Linked DNA regions of Mus musculus: region 2 is linked to region 1. Evidence: chromatin loops called from intact Hi-C (ENCODE). Cell type or tissue: gastrocnemius. All regions are shown on one strand.

Region 1 (8,000 bases):
TTGCCTGACTGTCAGTGGGGTCTGCGTCCTGTTCTGAGTATCTGAGTCTCTCTCCCGTTGGGTCCCTTGTCCTCATTCTTTACTCAATTTCCTGCTTATCTGGAATTGTTACCTTTGCGGCATTTACTGGGGTTTTTTTTCTTTATTTGTGGTTCTTTCTCTCCTCCTCCATCTCTTAAATCTTCATCTTCTAACTTTGCCTTCTCTTACTGAAGTGCCTTTCTCACCTGGGAAATACCGGCCTCACTCCTGGCCTTGTTTTGTCCCTCACACCTGAGAAGGAAGGTGTGTTACCAGAGTCTGCAGGCCAGAGGGCGCGAGAGCACCAGAGACTCATCGGGGCCTCTGTTCTTGTGAAGTTGAGGAGGTGGCTGGCTGGCGCTGGGCTCTGTTCCTCTGAGTGGGAATGTTTCTGTCTTGCTTGCTGTGGTCCTGTCTGTAGGGGATTCCAGAGGCTCTTGGCATTTTGTCTGTTAGGATTGTCATTGGTGGACCCTTCGGTCGTTCTGGTATGGCCTTTCAAGGACTTCCATGGTTTCAGTTTATTGTTATAGCTCTTGAGATGAGGACTGGGGGATGCCACTATGTCCAAGACCTCACCAGCTTTTAGAGAACTAGTCAGTATTCTGTGGGATGCCTCACTGTAAGTTTTCCTTATTGCTTTCTCATGATAAGACTGGGTTATGACTAAGGAAGACCACAGAGGGTAAAGTACCTTGTGACTCATGGTGGTCATGGCCTTGATCAACAGCAGTTTGAGGTTGTGTGTTTCAGATTTTTCTCTACTGACAACCTAATTTGTATTTTTTTCTATGTATAAGAAGTTTGTAGGGGGGTCGTAAGGGGGGGATGGTAGTGTGTGTGTGGGGGAGGGGGGTTGGCAGCCAGAGGGGGGCTTCCCTTTCTAAGGGGAATTGGGGAAGGACTTACATGAGGGGGCACTGGGAGGAAAGGAAGGGCTGATAATGGGCTGTAAAGTGAATAAATAAATTTAATAAAAAATATTGATGTGTATGCATGCTTTCTCTGTGTGTATGTGAATGCATCATATGTGTGCCTGGTACCTGTGGAAGTCAGAAGAGAGTGTTGGATTCCCTGGAACTGGAGTTATGGGTGATTGTGAGATACCATGTGGTGCTGGGAACTGAACCTAGGTCCTTTGCAAGAGCAACAAATGCTCTTAACTGCTGAGCCAGCTCTCTGGGCCCTATATATTATTTATTTATTTACTTATTTACTTATTTACTGAGGAGGATGTATCGCAGTGAGTGTGTGGAGGTCAGAAGACAACTCTCCAGGAATTGGTTCTTTATTTACACATTGTTAAGGCAGGGTCTGTCTCCCGTGTTTTTGCTGCTGTGCTGGGTATGAAAGCCTCACCCCATCCCAATTCTCTGGTCCCTACCTTCCATCCCCCACCATCCTGCTGGCCCTAGTTTATGTCTTCTAGAAATTACTCTCCTAGCTAATATCTAAAGGGTGGGAATTACCCATGTCATTTTTGAGAGTACAGTATCATGCATTTGGAATTTTATATGAAAAATAAGTATCTCATTCCAGTTGATAAGTTCAGGTTATTTGCTTGCATTGGAATAGATTCATAGATAGCCTCTGCTACTGTTGGTTATGATGTAATCCTGTGTATGTGTATAGTTTGTGAGGGCATTATGACACACTGTGGGCTTAGGTAGCGTGAACAATAGGAATTCATTGCCTCAGAATTGACTCAAGCTAAGATCAAGGCTGTCTGCAAGGGCTGTTTTGTTTTCTTTGTCTTCACCTTCTTTTGTGTATGAATCCATTCCAAATCCCCTGTTTAATGTAAGGACCCTTTTATCTTGGAATAGGGCCCACTTGTTTTTGGAGGTGGGGTATGGTCTCTCTGTGTAGCCCTTGCTATCCTAAAACTCAGAGCTCTGCCTGCCTCTGCTTTCTAAACGCTGGGGTTACAGGCCATGTGCCACCATACCTGGCAATAGCATTTTATTTTGAATATTTTATTAAAAATTTTTTTAAAAACTGAGCTAAGGACCCATTCTGAAGAACCAGAACCAGAGCTTAGATTTCCTGTCTCCATCCCCAGTGAAGGGTGTGGAAACATTGTGTCATTGTGTGGCTTAGCAGGGTGTATAGTTACAGTAATATTTTAAAAAGTGCCTTGAGGCACTGTCTGCAATTTTCACTGAAGATCAGAAAGTCCTTAGGAAGTAATTCTCAGATTATAACTGGAAGTTTTTGTTCAGTCTTGTGTAACCACTAAAATTTCTCAGATGTTTAATAGTTTAGCGTGCTTCATTCTTATTTGTTTTCTAAAGTAATTCAGAGGTTGGCAAGAACAAAGAATCCAATGGTGGGGCCTAGTGCAACAGAATTAGTCTGGTTTCTTACAGGGTAGCCCATTCTGATGCTTCCTAGGGTCTTTAAACTCCATTTTTCAGTTGGCAAGTTTCCTGGAGTTCTCCTTAGTTTTCTTATTCTGGTCTTTCTCTGTTCCTACATGTTAAAGTAACCTCTGCCCCGTCCCACCCCACCCCCTCTTACTTTCCTCTCTCCACACCTCCCTCCCTCATTTCCCTAACATTTAGATTTTATCATAGCACACTGAGGGATGACTGGCTCAGTGGGTAGGCATTATGATACTGTCTCAAAGGGGAATGCTGTAGTTTTGACCTCAATTGTGTTCCTTTGCATTTAAGTTAGGTTTAGAGAAATACAAGCCTCCAAAAGTGAAATGTGCATAGGCATGAAGTATTGCCGCTGACACCTGCTATGCAAAAGTTGGCAATGAGCCTTGGAGTTAATAGCAGGTACAGAGATTTTGGTGGCTGAGAGAAGGCCTTTGGGAGAACCAAGAAATAGTTGGTGTAGGGGCGTTGTTCTGTTTGTGGATATGTGTGTGAAGCTGTATGTGGGAAAATGCTGTTCTAGGGTGTAAAAGTATCAGTTCTTTCTGCATCTTCTCTGCCTGTTGAAAATGGAGTATCGATAGCCATTACAGATGGCATGTAACACTGTTAATGTCAGCCTCACCTGTTACCTAATTATAATTTTAGTAGTTTTTAGTATTACCCTTTATTATATGAGTAGTGGAAGGAAACTGTTGGCTCTACTAATGAAAATGTAGCTATGAAGGAGAATGATTGAGAACACAACCAAAGGTACAAAGACTGTTGTGGGGTGTGTGTGTGTGTGTGTGTGTGTGTGTGTAACCTGACACATTTAGCTCCTTTTTTGCCCATGTAATATATACATTTATATACATTTCAATTATTCTGTCATACTGGAAAACACCTCTCCCAGTAAATCTTTTAGCGTTAGAGGTATTTTTCACCCTTCACGGTGGTAGATTAAGGTTTTACAAATAGTTTAAAAAGTTACTCACTGCACTATCTGATGATGAGTCATGTATATAAGAGAAATGAACTAAGTTTTTGGCTTATGAGTGTTGTGACTATTGAAAGAGCACTCTTAGAAGCTAGATGGCTCCCTTTTCAGAGCCACATTGGGTTCCCAGTATTCATGACAGATATGGCTTACAAAGACCTGTAACTCCATCTGTAGAGGAACCCAAATGCCTCTGGCCTCCACAAGTACCTGTTAAAAATAATAAAAATAAATAAGAAAGAATTCATGGGTAGGAAAGAGGAACTGATAATGTGCTAGGTGGTGATATGTTGATTATCAGGGCCTTAAGAGGTGACTCACACATAGCCTTCATGTGTGATTTTGCAGAGATGTGAGTGTAATTAGAAAGTGTTGCACACCGTGGGGAAGTGCTCCTACCTGCCTGAGCACAGGCCTGGGAGAGCTCAGGCTGTTAGCTTCACCTTTACAGCTGTTTCATATGGCTGTAGGCTCTTCTGACCCATTTCTGTCTTGTCCTGCCTGATTGTAGCTAGACTGTGAATTAGACCTAACTTGTTGAGCAATGGACTGAAGAGTGGCATTCAGTTGGTTGAGCTCCTCAGAAAGGGAAAAGGATTCGCAAGGCTAAAAAGACTTAAAGCACTGTTGATGGCAGTGAGAATTTAGATGGAGTCATTTGTATTTTCCTGTGTCCCTCTCTAAATAGTGACCACCTTCGTGGCAGTGACCCAACTGACAGTTACTGATTAAGCATGGACTGTGCGTGGCATAGTTTTTGTCTTTAAGTAGTTTTTGGGCACCACCTCATGGAGTCCTAACCACAGTCCTACCTGATAGGTGTTCCTGCCCCAGGTCAAGCTGAAACTAAGAATGGTTATGTGCTGCAGGTTCTTATCATAGCAAGTGAGAGCGCTATGTATGATGTTAGACGCAGCTTACGGACCTGCTGGCCCACTGCCAACATTTCTAAGAACCTAGCAAACCCGTCAGTCACAAATAAGGGAAATGCCATTCGTGTAACTTGGTGGTTCTTGTGTTGCTCATGAGGGCTTATAGCTGTAAACCCAGCACTGGGTAGACCGGAAGGAACATCATTAGTTTGAGGCCAGCCTAGGTAGGCTACCTAGTGAATTTTGCCAAGGCTGAAAAATGAAAACCTGTCTCAGACCTAACCAACCATCAAAACAAAGAGGACTAACTAAATACACAAATGAAGAATGATGGTGATTACCACCTGGGGGCAGGTTTGCTGCCAGCAGACTTTCAAAAGTAAACAGAATTTTTGTTTTGTTTTGTTTTGTTTTGTTTTGTTTTTAATTGTTACAGTTTAAGAGAGGGTGCTGCTGACATCTAGTGGTTGAAGGCCAGGGACGCTGAGTGTCTTTTTATTCCCAAAGATTTATCTGACCCCAAATGAAGTATGCTAAGACTGGAAAATCCAGACTTAAAAATATATCAAAAGTTAGAAAGCCAGGCCGGGCGTGGTGGCACACACCTTTAATCCCAGCACTTGGGAGGCAGAGGCAGGTGAATTTCTGAGTTCGAGGCCAGCCTGGTCTATCGAGTGAGTTCCAGGACAGCCAGGGCCACAGAGAAACCCTCTCTTGAAAAACCAAAAAAAAAAAAAAAAAAAAAAAAAGCTAGAAAGCCAATCAGCATTCCTGTGGTCTGGCCGCTGACACCCCCCCCCCCACACACACACCTCACTGCTCTGCTGTTCTCCAGCTGTTTCTTTGTGCATCACAGGGCATGGTATGAGGCAATCTGACTGATGCTAACCACCAATTCTCTTGGGCAAATTGAATCTATGTTTAAAAACTTAGATAGAAGTCTGCAAAGAGAGAAAGCCAGCTTATGTTCCAAATGTTCTAATGTTGCAGTCTTTCTAGAGTGCAGGGAGCAGAGTTAGAGGATGGCATGGTTCCTGGCCTGTAAGAGGAAGTATTTGGTTAGTGGACATTGTATTTCCATATTCAGATCTTGGAGGGATAGATGTGCATGTGTGTACATCCTGTGCTACTTTAAGGACTGTTGTCATGTATGTAGTAAAGCCAGACTGAGCTTTTGGCTTTACTACATGCATGTGGTGGCTTTTCTTGGTTGTCAACCTTGACTACATCTAGAATTAACTAAAACCCAAGCAGCTGGGTATAGCAATGAGGGATGGTTTTTCTTAATGAAGTTATCTGAAGTAGCCAGACCCACTTTTAATCCGGATCTTCTTATGAGGGAAGACCCACCCATAATCCAGACTTTTGGAGGTGAGAACATCCACTTTTAATGTGGGCCACACCTTCTGCTGGCAGTCTATAATGTAAGGACTTGGAAGAAGAAAGCTTATTCTTTCTACCTGCCTCTCCCTCCTTTGATGGCTTTAGAGTCTACTTCTCTGGAATTCTGGCATATACTGAAGACCATCTGAGCCATCCAGCCTTGTGGACTGAACAGCTACTGGACTCTTAGCCTTTTGTTGGTAAATAGCCTTTGTTGTATTACCTGGAGCATAACCTGTAAGCCATTATAATAAATCCTCTTCATATATATATATAGATATATAGATATAGATATAGATATAGATATATATATAGATATATATATAGATATATATAGATATATAGATTCATTCTATAAATTTTGTTCCTTTAGAAAACCCTGACTGATAAAGCATATTTTAACTACTTTGTCTGAGGAATAATTGAAAATTTTTCTACACCTGAATGTTCTTGTTTCACAAATAGTAGTTAACTTAGAATCAGAGGTTCTTGGGCTGGGGGCAGTGACTCAGTGAGAAAAATGTTCATCCTGAAAGCACAGCACCCGAGTTTGAATCTCTAGAACCACGTACAGCTAGACACATTATCAGTTGTCTGAATCCAGTGCTTCTATGGCAATATGGGAGGCTGAGACAGGAGAATTGCTCCTGTCCCCATTAGCTGGTCCATGCAGCAGCTGACAACAGAGACTCTGTGACAAACAAGGTGGAAGGCAAGGACCACAGAGTGTCCTCTGACCTCCATCTTTACACACGTGACTATGCAAGTGCACACGTAGCACACATACCACATTCATTCTTAGAATCTATAAGTTAAAGAGGGGCTCTAGGAAAGCTTTGGCCACAAGACATTGTAGTTGTGTGAGTATACATACACATTATGCTGTCTGTCAACGAGGACACTGGATAGAAGACACATCCCAGCACTTGGTTAGGCTTTGAAAAATGTGATTATCATAAACTACCATTTAACTGTTTTCTCCCAGGCTACATAATAGATCCTTAGAAGCCTGATAAGGGCTGGAGAGATGGTTGCGTTAAGAGCACTTTATTGCTCTTGCAGAGGACAGGCGCTTGATTTCCATAGTGGGGTGAGGGTGAGGGTTCACAGCTCCCTGTAACTCTAGCTCCACATGGATCTAATGACCTCTTCTGGCCTTCACAGGCACCTGCGTCTGTGACGTGCGCTCAGTAAAGCAGTAGCTCAGTATTAAGCAGTAGCTCCCTAGCCCTCGTCCTAACGCAGTCTGTGCGTGATCTTTCACATTCCTTTGTAGGCCAAGGCTAGTCTTCAGTCCTGGCTCTCCTCCTACCTTACCTTCTTGAGTGGCTGGGACTGCAGACATGTGTATCCACACCCAGCTCTAGTCTGACTTATTAATGTGCCTTTTCTAGGTTTTTAGTTTTGTTTTTGTTTTTACTGAAATCATATGATGCCCTTTTATGTATGCTTTGTTTTTTTTTTTTTTTTTTTTTTTTTTTAAGCATGCTTCAGGGACTGGCTAGCATATGTCAGAACCTCATTTGTTTTTATAGCTAGAGAATATACATCTTTTTATATGTTCTACATTTTTCTCCATCTACTAATGGAACATTGTGAGTTTTCCAACTAACTCATTCAGTATTCTGAGCAATGCTTCCATGAACAATTTTACTTACAAGCATCAGTTTGAGTCTCTTCAAGTTTTCATGTACATACCTGAATATGGAATGACAGGATTTTATAGTCACTCACTGTTTAGATTTCTGAATAACTGCCAGACAATTTCCACAGTGGCTTCACAATTTTGCATTCCCATTAAGAGTGCACAAAGTTTTTCTACCCTGCTGGTACTTGTCTTCAAAAAGTTATGGTAGTTGTAGTGGGCAGTGGCGTGACAGGGTCACTGTGGTTTGACTTGTATTTCACGGGTGAATCTTCTCATCTCCTCACTGGCTGTTGGTATACCTTCTTTAAAGGTTTGTTCAGACCCTTTGCCCACACTTTAATTTCCTTTCTTTATTTTCTCAGGGGAGGACATTGATGCATGCAGGCCAGAGTCAGCTTTGAGGAGTTAGTTCTTTTTCCATGAGTTCTGGGAATCAAACTCTAGTTGCCAGGTTTGACCACGTGCTCCTTAACTTGCTAAGCTATCTCCTCAGCCATAAATAACATGTCCTTTTGATGACTTGTAATTCTTTATATAGTCTGGATATTAAACTCTCATCAAAGATGATTTAAAAATATTTTCTTATATTCTTAGGTTGTCTTTTCATAATGTCCCTTGATATAAAATCTGCTTTCAATTTTAAGAAGAGTACTATCTGCATATTTTATTCATGTTCATCCATGTCATTGCAAAGATGATTTGTCAGGAGAGGC
Region 2 (8,000 bases), 110 kb before region 1:
GTCACTAATTGAGAAAATGCCTTACAATTGCATCTCATGGAGGCATGTCCTCAACTGAAGCTACTTTCTCTGATAACTCCAGCTGTGTCAAGTTGACACAAAACTAGCCAGTACAATGCGCTTGTTAGACAGCTTCTACTTGGCCCTTTCCCAAGAAGAAGGCTATGGACTCCGCCCTTTCCCAAGTAGAAAGGCTACGACTACCAGAGCCTGAGAGGCTGGAGGCTACAGGTTAAAGGGAGAGGGCAGGATGTCTCACATGGCATTTATTTCTTAGACTGAAAAGTCCATGCGTTCCATCTCTATCCTGGGGCATTTAGAAGCCCCGGAGCCCAGCATCTACCTTTAACAACAAAATCAGGAGCCAGTGAAAGGCAGACACGGTGTTATTCATCTTCAGATCTATAACTAGTCCAATGCCGTGACCCCTGAAATGTTCAATAAACATTCACTAATCCAGCTCGACCCTACCTAGACTGAAAGATACCACTTCCTTTTTGAACATTTGAACATTGAGTGGTAATAGTGTCTTTAGAAGAACTGTTATTTCCTTTGGGTTACAGTGTTCAGGGCTGATTTTCATGTTACAGTGGTTCATGGATGGCTACTTACAGCTATAGCACCTGTTGAGGAGTATGGTGGTTTTAAATGTGAAGAAACTACCATGGATCCATACCTTGTAGTTGGAGGTATTTAACTTTGTATTTAAACGGCAGTTCTAGATCCAGATTCCAGTGCGATTTCTCAAGTGACGATCCCTTCCCTGGCATAAAGGAGGTAGCACTTGGGTTTATGTGACAGGATTTATCAGTGCCTTACATTTTAAGAATATACCTGAACTACATATATGTACATATGTATATATGTATATATACCTGAACTACATATATATATATATATATACCTGAACTACATATATATATATGTGTGTGTGTGTATATATATATATGAATATATATATACATGAACTACCTATATATGTGTGTGTATATATATATATATATATATATATATATATGAACTATCTATAATGTTGTCAACAGACCTATTATTTATTAAGTGCCTCATTTGTGCTAGACCCACTAATGATATTTTAAATACTATCTAGTTTATCTTTATGCAGAATTAATATGAGTTAGTCTTATTATTTCCCTGTTGAACATCTTGTGATGAACATTCAGGAGAAGCCAGGATTAGCCGGGCAGTGGTGGCACACGCCTTTAATCCCAGCACTTGGGAGGCAGAAGCAGGTGGATTTCTGAGTTCGAGGCCAGCCTGGTCTACAGAGTGAGTTCCAGGACAGCCAGGGCTACACAGAAAAACCCTGTCTTGAAAAACAAAAACAAAAACAAACCATCAAAAAGGAGAAAGGAAAAGCTAGGATTTCTCTGTCTCTGTCTCTCTGTCTCTCTGTCTGTCCCTATTCCTCTGTCTTTCTGTGTCTGTCTCCATGTCTGTCTGTCTCTGTCTCTGTCTCTGTCTCTCTGTCTCTCTGTCTCTCTGTCTCTGTCTCTCTGTCTCTGTCTCTCTCTCTCACTAAGATTTATAAATTGCCCACATAGTCTTCTTGTTTAAGGTGCATATATTACTGGAAGCTCTCAGTGTCCTTTTTCCTCCTTTTTGGAAAATGAATCTTTTCAGAACAATCCAAGCTGCTTAGATCATTCAGTAAAGCTGCCAATCACTTCCCTAATGGCCCTCCTAGGTCAGGGTTAAAAGCTTTCTTTTATCTTTAGATTTACTTGTCATGGACTGACGACTGCTCAGAGCTATATTTTCCGGGTCAGAGCAGTGAATGCAGCTGGACTTAGCGAATATTCACAGGATTCGGAAGCTATTGAAGTCAAAGCTGCTATCGGTAAGTTCCTTTTATGCAGTTTGGTCAAGGAAAATACTGAAGTTTTCTAACTTTCCATCATTTCCATAAACAGTTTAAAGTTTCTAATGTCACTCCATGATTCCATCATTAAACGGTCATTTTCTTCGACTCCATCTGACACTAACCTTCCATAGCTGACCTTTTACAGATCTCCATCACTTACCAGTGTCTACATCTGTAGTATTTCCATCTTCACATCCCAGTCTCCTCAGGCATTCCCCAGTGTATGAAATTCCATCCTAACATCATGTTCATCCTGGGACCTGGCAGGCCGCCCTGCATCCATGAAGTGGTACATCACTGTAACTTGTATCGAACTGTATCTAAAAGCCATTTCACCTGCAACAGAGCTTGGCTTCTTCCTAACAGCATATTACCATGTCGCTGAGATTCATGCAAGACACATGTGGTTGCTTAAGCACATATTTCATCTCTATTTGCAAACTAACCAACAGAGTAACACCATTAAAAGGTAATTATATGTATATATGTGTTGTACCTACCAATCTTGGATAGAGTGGGTAAGGGATCCGGCTAGTTCAGAAAAACAGAAAGAAAATGTGCACTAAGCTAACATAGTAACAGAAGTGTTTGCTCGAGTATGGATCGCAGTCATAGAGCACATAGTTATGATGTACAAAGCACCAGTGTCACTGAAAAAGAGGTTCGGTGGCTGTGATGGTTCACACTATAATCCCAGCGACTAGGGTAGCTGAGGCAGGAGAGTTATGTACTCAAGACCCTAGGCTACATAGCAAGATACTGTCTCAAAATGTAGAGCAACAGATACAATAACAACGAGATTTAATACCAGGTTTTTTCCTTGGGCCTTACTGTAAGGTGTACAGTAGCATACATATTGTTTTATGGGTTGGAAGGTACAACATTCCTGTTGCACTAACAGTCATGATTTATATAACTGTTATACAGTTCGTGTCTTTAATTTGGTGTCTGTGCACTTTGTGGTCCTTTCTCTGTTCTGTTGAATATTAGAACATCTATCTCCCAAGAGATGTCCGAGATTTGCTTTTTCCCGTATAAGCTAAAAACCCTTTGGGTTCTGCAAATAGAAATGGTTCCCGTTCTGTCTGTGATTTGTTTCTGTTCTTATTTCTTCTTCTTCCAAACTATGGGGAAGTTGAAGTGTGCTCTCTGGTGCAAACTGTTAAACCAAGATTGGTTTTCGCTCTGCTTGCAGTCCTAAATGTCAATGTTTTGTTTTGCTCCAAAAGTGACGTGTACAGGGTCTGGCTCATGTCGTTTCTGTTGTTGTCTGGTGACTGTAGGGGGAGGAGTGTCTCCAGATGTGTGGCCTCAACTGAGTGATACGCCTGGTGGACTAACAGACTCCAGGGGGGGCATGAATGGAGCCTCCCCACCAACCTCTCAGAAAGATGCTTTGCTCGGTAGCAACCCTAATAAGCCCTCACCACCCAGTAGCCCTTCCAGCCGGGGCCAGAAAGAAGTAAGTACAGTGAGTGAGTCAGTTCAGGAGCCGCTCAGCTCGCCGCCCCAGGAAGCAGCTCCCGAGGAGGAGCAAAGTCAATCCGAGCCCCCGAAAAAGAAGAAAGATCCAGTAGGTGAGAACTACCAAGTCCAGCTCTCCATCCATCTGTCTCCATCACTGCCTTCACCTCTCATTGTCCGATCACACACCGCTTCCTCTGTGTTCATGCCCCATGCTGCTTCTGGATTTGATGTTTCTGTCAGTCATTCAACACGATTTGACCTGATAACGCTATCAGAGTCACCTTGTGGGGTTCGCATTTATGCATTATTTCTTGGGCTTAGAAATGACAAAATGTTTACAGAACCTTTTTGGATGAAGGGGAGCGAGTCGGGAAGATACTGTACACCCTCGGCATGAAGGTAGGGAGGACTTGATGATCAACCAGGTCGCGTGGTAGCTCTTTGACATGTTCATGCTCAGGACACGCACAGGAAAATATTTCACGATCAAGTTGACAGTGTGTCAAGGACAGAGTTACTAATTTCTATTTTTCAACCTCAGGCTTTTAAGCAACTCTTCATATTTCATTTAAGTCACTAGTTCTTGGCAGCTGTGAAAAGCTTGGTATAGTATTATAGTCATGGAGAGCTACATCCCATAATACTCCTCCCCAGAAGGGACTCATGGGAGATTGTTAGCTAATCATGAGCTGGGTGGGTTCTTTGGGTTAGTGTGTTCTAGGAGACAATATATCACATAAAATATATAATATATAATAATATATCACATAAGAGCACTGATAAAATTTAAATTTAAAGTGTCTCCTGTCCATTCCCAATCTCTACCTCATCTCATCTTTCATAATTTCTCTTCTTTCTTGTTTTTAACCCTTATTTTTGTCCTTAAATAAGAATAAGTGGGATAGTCTTCATAAGTGCTCTGAAATAGGACACACACACACACTGACACACACACAATGACTTTATTCCAAAGGTCTTCTTTGTTCCCTAAAGTTGCTTTGAATAGGAATGGAATAATTTATGTAACTCTTATAATTCAAACAAATACTTGAAAGCATTGTGCTGTGCCATACATCTAGAAGGACTTCTTGTCACCGCACCCTTCTTTCATCATTGAAAACTATCACTTCAGTGGCCCGATATAAAGGGGACCAGCAAAGTCATGTAAATATACAAGGAGTTTGAAATATACTTCAGATATTTTTTCCTACCTGGGCACTAGCAAATGCAGCCATAGCTACCTAGCCTTCTGTGGAGTTTCAAAGCACAGGAGTTAAAAATACTGTGACAAACATGTATCTACCAAGAGAAAGACATATGGCAAATGGTGCCGTGTGCTGTAAAAAAAAAAAAAAAAAATTAAAGGTATATTTAACAAGAGCTCCATGATATTTTCTTGGCTGGAGTATACACCGTTTGTCAGGATGAGTGTATTTGAATACAAACTGTTTGGAACTGTATGGAGATGATAAATAAGCAAGCTGAGATAGAAACAGACATATGTACAAATTCTGTTGCCATCAGAGGCCAAATAAAAACAAACCTCAAGACAACAAAAGTGTAGGTTCCTGAGGGGAATATTTTGCCTTATGAGGAAAAGAACACTTGTGGAGGACATGCCATTTTGCCAGACAGATTTAAAAAAAAATTATAGTTTGATAATTTCAATATACTTCTCAGTGTCTATTTTTTTCCCTTGTATGCCAAGCCAGGTGCCAAGTTTCAGACCCACTTCCCATTTTCATTGCGTCCTATGTCTAGCAACCTCTTCCATGGTGCCAGGCGAGGATGGTGAATGCATTCAGACTCAGAAATGCCTCTCTTACTCATGAGCTCTCCGTCTTACGACAGCCGTGCCATCTGCGCCCTATGACATCACTTGTCTTGAAAGTTTTCGGGACTCCATGGTTCTTGGATGGAAGCAGCCAGATACGACCGGAGGGGCAGAGATTACAGGCTATTATGTGAACTATCGTGAGGTGGTTGGTGAGGTACCAGGAAAATGGAGGGAAGCTAACATCAAGGCCGTCAGCGATGCAGCGTACAAGGTAAGCAGGCACGTCCCTCTGTGGCCAGATTAAATCAGTCAGCTTTAAGAGGAGTTTGAGTCGTAACAGCTGAGGTGAATCAACCAGCCAGAGATCAGAAGGGTGAGCTTACACAGCAGTAAGTCTCAAAGGCTGAAAACCTTCTAGGCCTACAAAGTTACGGTTGCAGTTTTTAGCTACATCAAGCATTATAGCAATAATGTCACACGTGTATGCTAATACACATAGGCACTGGTTTCTAGGCAACTAGCCTTGTTGAGTTAGAGCCTAGGCTTCAGTCTTCCTATTTTCTGCACAGCTCTCTACTCCTTCCTGAAGTGTGTGTATCCTTGGCCTGCCTGCATCCTTGCCCACATTTGGCTATTAAAACATTCTCAGTTTGGATAATTTGAGTGTCAAATGAGTTCTAGGGTCTTCTCCTGTACACAAGCTCTGGTTTTATATACTCTTCTCTAGTATGCCCGTTCCTCCCGTACACACACTCTGTTTTTATCTACTCTTCTCTAGTATGCCCATCCAAAGTCTTGCTCATTTTCCTCATGGTTTTCCTCCTGACGTGCAGCAACCTTTAGTGTTGTTAACACAGTCGATGAACACGTGGCTCTTAGCAGAAAGGTCTCCCTTATGCCAGGGTCACAGAGATTCTGCACTTGGTTATGTTCTAGAAGCCTTGCAGATTTTCATATTTCAGTTGCTAATTCACCTTTGCAATTTGAATGTGTTGTGAGCTGATGGTCAGAATTGATTTCCCCTAATGGAGGCACAGCCGGCCAGAAGCACCTAGTGAGACTCCTCTCTTCCCATGATCCCTCTCGCTCAAGTCTATCCTGGGCTCTGTCCTCTGCATTGGTCAGTTTGTCCATCTCTGCATCATAGTTTCATAGCAAGTGACCCACTCTCCCGTTTCCTTGGTCTTTCAGGGTTACTCTTAGCTCTTTGCCCTTGGGTATAAATTACGGAATTAGGTATCTACTAAGTTCCACCAAAAACAAAAAAACAACCAGCCAAAAAAAAAACAAAAACAAAAACAAAAACAAAACAAAACAAAAAAACCAACCAACCAACCAAACAAACAAACAAAAAAACCCAAGACAAAGTATGAGGAAAAGTAATATGTTAAACTGAAACCTGTTAGAATTCTGATGGAAGGTGAATAGAATTTATCTGTATGTTGAGGAGTAATTACATATTAAATATATTGATTCTTCTAACCATTGAGCATTAGTAATTTTCTCCATTTGTTTTTGGTTTTGTGAGGGAGCATACTTGCGGAGGTCAAAGTACAATTCACAGAAATTAAAAAAAAATACGAGTAACATATACTGATTTTACATATAGCTGTTTTAGTTTAGGGCCTCATGCATGACTGATAAGTACTTTACTGCTGGACCACAGCATCAGTCCTTGGTCTTTATCTTACAGTAAGAACATTCCAACATCAGGATCACATTTGCTATAGTTACTTTGTACCCAGCATTACCAGAGAAAGGAGAGTTTTTATCTTACTCCTTGTTTGTTAAAAATGAATTTGAATTATTTTTAAAAAACGAGTCAGAGTGGTCACACACTCTCTCTCCTTAGTATAGTCAACTAATTGACTAGAAACAACCTGTAGTCCTTTGAAAAAAAAATATATACACCAGATTTTGTTGCTAATTGTCACCTAAGCTTCCTGCCGCAGCGTTAATGAATAAGATTATCCTGAGAGTAGCTAGAATTTCATACCAATGAGTGGTATGAACAGTACAGGAAGAGAAGCCCGTAGGACCATCTCACCAGAAAACAACCTGCTCATTTTAAATGTTGCTTTACATATTTCGAGATGGCATGATTACAGGAAGACAGAGTGAGTCTTTTCATGCAAATGGTAAGTTTTTGCCTTAAAGGCGGTGTTTCAATCATTGGTGAGAGTGAACAGGTTTTTTGTTTTTTCGTTTTCTTTTAGTTGGTGTTTACATGGCGTGTAGCTTTTTATCATTTGATTTTTAACCTTTCTGTATCTTTATGCTTTTCGTGTGTTTTAGAAATAGCACAGAATTAAGTCATGTGGTGTAAGTGTACGATCCTGGTATTGTAGGGTGAAGGCGGGAGGGCCAGGAATTCAAGGCCAGCCTGAGCTATCTGAGACTCTGCTTCAAAAAATAACCAAAAAACAAAAAACCCAAAACAAAAAAAACCCCATAGAATTATAGAATTACACTAGTTTCCGTGGCCTGACAGCTTATATTTTGTATCACGTAGGAATATTTAACCTTATTACTGATTTTTTAAAAAAAGCTAACCACCATATTATGTACTTTCTGCTGGGTCTTTCTGTGGCATGTATTTTTCTGTTATCCATTGGCTGCTTTTGAATATGTAAAACATTTGTGCACATTTGTTAATTTGCACCCGCCTACATGGAGGTCAGAGGTCAACTTGCAGGCATCAGGCCTCTTCCCATTCTATGGGTGCTGGAGACTGATGTCTGTCTGGGCCTCAGGCTCGGTTTTGTCTTGTTGTTTTATTGTTGTTGTTGTTGTTGCTGTTGTGGGGGTGTTGTTGTTGTTGTTGGCTATACTATGTAGCCCCACAGACCTGGAACTTGCTATCCAGCCCTGGCA

The links. Peaks named below come from ENCODE experiments on the same cell type or tissue, not always from the same donor. Only the 100,000 strongest peaks of a DNase experiment are listed, where the experiment ranks them.
Region 2: it touches region 1 in a loop (4-fold over the local background); 12 of 42 quality-filtered maps call a loop at or near these places.

What each region holds. Positions count from the first base shown.
Region 1 is chr17:71,191,531-71,199,530 of GRCm38, forward strand. All of the region lies in intron 1 of Lpin2 (lipin 2), which reads left to right. Among named protein-coding and RNA genes, the nearest start is that of Lpin2, 12 kb to the left of the region's middle. In gastrocnemius, a CTCF peak has its summit at 4,712 (motif pointing left); DNase peaks (open chromatin) are centred at 4,311 and 4,629; H3K4me3 peaks cover 684 bases; H3K27ac peaks cover 633 bases.
Region 2 is chr17:71,079,038-71,087,037 of GRCm38, forward strand. Myom1 (myomesin 1) reads left to right here. Exons shown (of 37, transcript NM_001083934.1): 17 at 1,737-1,858; 18 at 5,201-5,397. Among named protein-coding and RNA genes, the nearest start is that of Myom1, 63 kb to the left of the region's middle. In gastrocnemius, no CTCF peak of the experiment used is centred here; no DNase peak of the experiment used is centred here; H3K27ac peaks cover 284 bases.